Linked DNA regions of Homo sapiens: region 2 is linked to region 1. A link is an interaction called in ENCODE POLR2A ChIA-PET data of the cell type or tissue named here. Cell type or tissue: Panc1. All regions are shown on one strand. Each heading gives the region's core, and the rest is flanking DNA. Links, peaks and the distances in the headings are about the cores only.

The links. ChIA-PET counts read pairs that join two places held together with the same protein. Peaks named below come from ENCODE experiments on the same cell type or tissue, not always from the same donor. Only the 100,000 strongest peaks of a DNase experiment are listed, where the experiment ranks them.
Region 2: POLR2A ChIA-PET joins it to region 1 with 5 read pairs; 4 of 35 experiments call an interaction of 5 or more read pairs at or near these places.

What each region holds. Positions count from the first base shown.
Region 1 is chr4:6,209,082-6,211,994 of GRCh38, reverse strand. All of the region lies in intron 1 of JAKMIP1-DT (JAKMIP1 divergent transcript), which reads right to left. Among named protein-coding and RNA genes, the nearest start is that of JAKMIP1-DT, 9.8 kb to the right of the region's middle. In Panc1, for the core only: no CTCF peak of the experiment used is centred there; no DNase peak of the experiment used is centred there.
Region 2 is chr4:6,133,135-6,135,987 of GRCh38, reverse strand. All of the region lies in intron 1 of JAKMIP1 (janus kinase and microtubule interacting protein 1), which reads left to right. Among named protein-coding and RNA genes, the nearest start is that of JAKMIP1, 66 kb to the left of the region's middle. RefSeq lists enhancers at 874-1,063, 1,344-1,393. In Panc1, for the core only: no CTCF peak of the experiment used is centred there; a DNase peak (open chromatin) is centred at 1,217.

The DNA.
Region 1 (2,913 bases), core at 1-2,500:
GTGGTAAAAGATGCCATGAAGTCAAAAGATGAATGCTGGATCTGGAAAAAGTGCTTGAACGTTGGCGACAGGCAAAGGGGTCATTGTTATGCTGAGAGCCGTAACAGCGCACAAGACAAAATGTCCCTACTAAAAGTGGGCAAGGGATAGAGAATAGACAAACCTCAAAAGTGCAAATCAAATCTAAAAGAGCAAATCATATATATATGTGTGTGTGTGTGTGTGTGTATATATATGCAATATATACATAATGTGTGTGTGTGTGTGTGTGTGTATATATATATATATATATATATATATATATATATATATATATATATAAATATATATAAAACCAGGTGCTCAAATCCACCAATGGACAGAGAAACGCAAATTAAAATAACAAGGACACATCACTTTGCACCCATCAGAGTGACAACATTTACACATGCTGCAGCGTGGGTTGAGGTTGGCAATGCAGGAAATACATTGAAGCAGAAGGGTGTGTGTTAGAGTCTTGGGAAGGTAATCTGCCTATTTTTTTTTTTTTTTTTGAGACGAAGTTTCGCTCTTGTTGCCCAGGCTGGAGTGTAATGGCGCGATCTTTGCTCACTGCAACCTCTGCCTCCCGGGTTCAAGCCATTCTCCTGCCTCAGTCTCCCAAGTAGCTGGGATTATAGGCACCCGCCACCACGCCTGGCTAATTTTTTTTTTTTTTTTTTTTGTATTTTTAGTAGAGACTGGGTTTCACCATATTGGCCAGGCTGGTCTCGAACTCCTGACCTCAGGTGATCCACCTGCCTTGACCTCCCAAAGTGCTGGGATTACAGGCATGAGCCACCACACCTGGCCCCTATTTTTATTTTATTTTTTTCAAAAAGGAGGATTTTGAATGGTCCCAACACAAAGAAATGATAAACATCTGAGATGATGGCTATGCTAATTGCCATGATCTGATCACTGCACATTATATGTATCACAAAATCACTATGTACCTCCTGAATATGGACAATTATTATTTGCTAATTTAAAAATGTAAATTAAAAAGGTTAGACCTTTTTGGCCAGGCACGGTGGCTCACACCTGTAATCCCAGCACTTTGGGAGGCCAAGGTGGGTGGGTCACTTGAGGTCAGGAGTTCAAGATCAGCCTGGCTAACATGGCGAAACCCTATCTCTACTAAAAATAGAAAAGTTAGCTGGGGGTGGTGGTGTGTGCTTGTAATCCCAGGTACTTAGGAGGCCGAGGCATGAGAATCGCCTGAACCTGCGAGGCGGAGGTTGCAGTGAGCTGAGATTGCACTCCAGCCTGGGTGACAGAGCAAGACTCTGTCTCAAACAAACAAAAAACAAACAAACAGACAGACAAAAGTTTAGACCTTCCAACCAGCCATTCCACTCCTGGGAATCCATCCCATAGAAATAAAAGTAGTCCTGCTATCTGAGGGTTTGTGTAAGAATATTTAGCGCCCATGGCTGTCGGTTGGTAATGACAAAGGGACATTAACCCATAGGAAAAGGCTCTGTGAACTGTGGGATGGCCTCAGCCTGTCAGTCTAGAGATTTCCCCAGATGCTGGCAGGAATTTGCACGAGGTGTTGATGAGTGTGAAAAGTGAGAAGCAGAAAATGTGATTATCATGAATTCGTTTTGTAAAACAATGACCCCCAACCCCCCATATGTATGTATGTATATATGAATGTAGTTATTTATTCTTATGGAGAAAAATATAAAAAATGTGAAATAAAACAAGCTAGGTTGTTAACATGAGCTATTTGGTGGGGGATATGATATGGGAGGGGGAGGAGGAAGTATCCATAATAAAAACATCATGCATAAAATAAGCGCATTCCTGGAAAATTACACACATGTATCTGCTCATGAGCAGAAGCACGAAGGGAGGGTCACCTGAGTGTTCGCGGGATTACCCTTGGCTAGCAAGATTCAAGGTGACCTTTGGTTTCTTCTTTATATCTGCCTGTACTGTTTGAATTCTTTACAATGACATGTATTATTCATGGAAACAGAAAGAGCCCACAGAAAGCTGTTTTCATTGAAAGGTAGAAAAGAAAGAAGAATGCCCAGGCCTAGGGACCCTGTCGCTGGCCAGACTCTCCCTGTGCTGGTCTGTGATGGAGAACTTGGAGACTCAGCCTGCCTCACAGCCCTCACGGCTGATCCACACTGTTTTTTTGTTTGTTTGTTTGTTTGTTTGTTTTGAGACAGAGTCTTGCTCTGTCACTCAGGCTGGAGTACAATGGCATGATCTCGGCTCACTGCAACCTCCACCTCCTGGGTTCAAGCAATTCTCCTGCCTCAGCTTCCCTAGTAGCTGGGACTATAGGCGTGTGGCACCATGCCCAGCTAATTTTTTTTTTTTTTTTTTTTTTTTAGTAGAGATGGGCTTTTGCCATGTTGGCCAGGCTGGTCTCAAACTCCTGACTTCAGGTGATCCACCCACCTCGGCCTCCCAAAATGTTGGGATTACAGGTGACAGTCACCTTGGCCAGACCCACCCTGTTCCTGGAGGAAAATCCCACAGGCCCCTGGTCCCATCTCCCTGCCCAAGGGAGGAGCCTTATGCCGTGCAAAAGCCTGGATCAGCTACCTTCATGTTCACCAAAAGATGGACAGTGCGCACCACTGTCTTAAAATTTTTGAGATAGTTATAGATTCACATGCAGTTGTAAGAAATAATTCAGAGAGATCCCATATCCATCCCCCTTTATTCAGACATCTCTGGTTTAACATGAACTTGTGTGTGCATGTTTAGTGCTATGTCTCTTATCACGTGTAGGTTTGTGTGCCCAGCACCGCAGTCAAGATACAGAACAGCTCTAAACAAAGAAGCCTCAGCTACAGCTTTTATAGCTTTTATAGAAGGCTCAGCTTTTATAGCCACAGCCATTTCTCTCTTCCCTTCCCCAAGTCCTGG
Region 2 (2,853 bases), core at 1-2,500, 76 kb after region 1:
AGGTGTGAGCCACTGTGCCCAGCCTCGGTCCATGTTGAAGGGACACTTCATTCACTCCTTATTTTTGCTGTCCCCCCCCACCTCTCCCCCCACCATTTCTTAAGTCCTCTGACACCAGCCTCTGCCAAGGTGTTAGGTGGCTATCTGAAACTGTTAGTAAGAAGTTCTGTGTGAGCCAGCATTGTGCTGGGCAGTGTGGTTTAGGGGAAGAACCAGTGGGATGGGCCTTAGAAGGCTTGGGTTCAAGTCCAGGCTGGCTGTGGCTCTCAGAGCCTCTGGTTTGTCATAGGTAACATGGGGCAAGAAGCAACTTCTCAGCGGGGGTGGTATGGTTGATGCAGTGGTATGCAGGGAACTAGATTATTTTAATCTGCAAAATGCTGTGTATGCGATGGCTTTTTTATCAAGGCTAGGCCAGGCTGGACCTGGGAAATCCCCGTCCGTGGAGTGGGGTCGGGCAGCTCAAGGAGCATCTCTGTATCAGTCTTCAGGGGCTGCCATGATGGACTCCACAGACTGGGCGGCTCACACCACAGACATTTGCTCCCAATTCTGGAGACTGGAAGTCCGAGATCAAGCTGCCACCAGGGTTGGTTTCTTCCGAAGCCTCTCTCCTTGGCTTGTAGACGGCCGTCTTCTCCCCATGTCCTCACATGGTCTTCCTTCTATGTGTCTGTGTCCTATTTTCCTCGTATTGTTAGGACATCCGTCATCTTGGATTAGGTCCCACCCTAATCCACAGCCCCATTTTACCTAACTTACCTCCATAAAGACCTTGTCTCCAAACATGAAGTCCTGAGGTGCTGGGGGTTGGGGATTCAACATAAGAATTTTGGAGGGACACGAGTCAGCCCATATACCATGGCTTGAGAATGGGAGAGGATGGGGAGGAGTGGCCCCCATGGAGACTGAGCAGCTCTGCCCCAACGATACCAGACCAGAGATACACGAGCCCTACACCTGCCATCTCTACATGTCCAGGGCCTGCCAGGGAGCCCAGACGCTGTCTTGTGTGTGGAGTCCCCAGCTAGAAGACACTTCTCTTGCCTCTGGGCATCCACCGTGGTTTATCTGCATCTACACTGCGTGTTTTGGGCTGTCTTTATTTATGCATGCGCCACCCTCCCATGCTAGGCTTGAGGCTCTGGTGGGGGAGAGAGGATGTGGCTCATCTCTGCCTCCCCAGGCCTGGTGCAGTATTTGCATGTGTGAAAGAGGGCATTGTGGCACCATCGTGTGGACAGATTGAGTCCATTTCACAGGCACTCAAGAGCTGCTTTGATTCTGGCAGACACCGAGCCAGGCTCTTGGGAGGTTGAGGCAACAGGCCTGGCTGTCATGGGCACCGAGTCTGGTGGCGGGGATGGGCAACACCAGCACAGCGTGATCAGAGCTGTGAGACAGGGAAGCTTGAGGAACTATTGGTATGCAGAGGAAGCCCTTGACCCAGCCTAGGGGTGGGAAGTGGTGCCAGCTAAAGCATCCCAGAGGAGGTGATGCCCAAGCTGAATTTTAAAGAAGATGAACAGGTGGAAAAGACGGGGAGGGGCATTTCAAGAAGAGAGCATCAGTCAGGTTTGATGAGGCAAGGCTGCAGTAACAAAGAAACCCCAAAAGGTCTGTATATTAGTCTGTTCTCACATTGCTATAAAGATACTACCTGAGACTGGGTCATTTATAAAGAAAAGCGGTTTAATGACTCACAGTTCCACATGGCTGGGGAGGCCTCAGGAAACTTACAATCATGGTGGAAGGGGAAAGGGCATGTCTTACATGGCGGCAGGCGGGAGACAGCGAGTATGTGAAGGAGGAACTGTCAAACACTTATAAAACCATCAGATCTTGTGAGAACTCATTCACTATCATGAGAACAGCATGGGGGAACTGCCCCTGTGATCCAGTCACCTTCCTCCAGGCATCTCCCTCGACCTGGGGATCAGGGGGATTACAATTTAAGATGAGATTTGGGTGGGCACACAAAGCCTAACCATATCAGTCCATTCTAATTCACACATGCTCTAGTGCAGGCCCACTCCAGTGGGTGATTCAGGGATCCAGCCCCCTCCGTCTGGTCATCCAACCATCTCAATGCATGGCTTCAAAGGTCCCTGCAGCCAAGAAGAGAGAGAAGAGTGATGTGAGCTTTTAAGAGCTTTAGCCCAGAAGTGACACAGGTCAGGTCTAGTCATATGACCCCTACCTCCTGCAAGGGAATCTGGGAAATGTCAGGAACTGTGTGGCAGATTTGCCAAGGACACCGTGGGGAACACACTTGCTGGGGTGCCAAGGCCAGGAGGACACATTGTTGTTGGGAAGCATGGTCCCAGGGCAAAATTAGCTTTGCAAGAAACTTGGTAAAACAATGATTCTCCCTCCATGCGCCCCCTGCCCACCACCCACTATCAGGCATTAACATCATGGCTAGAAACTAGACCCACAGAAGGAACAGAGTTGCAGAGGGGAGATGAATGAATCTGCTTGCGTCAGGCTGGGAAGGATTAATTTCTTTGAGAACTCTTGTTCATTTGCTTTTTAAGGAATTGAGTTTAACATGGGCTCTGTCTCTCTATTGCTCTCCTTCCCTCCCTCTGAAAGTATAAATAATACGGAGTACTTGTTCTAACCTTTTTCATATGGAAACAAAATGTTTATGGTTGTACGTCTTCTAAGGCTTTCAAAGAGCTTGTGCTCGAAGTCACCATCCCCATTATCAATGGAGGTACCTTGGCACTGAGCAGGAGCGGAGGTCTGCCTATAGAATATTCAGGAGCTTAGCTAACTTTAAAATTCTGGCTGGCATGGGCATTGTCTTTGTGATTTTCATTCAGATTTGTCATTATGAGGTTTTTTTGG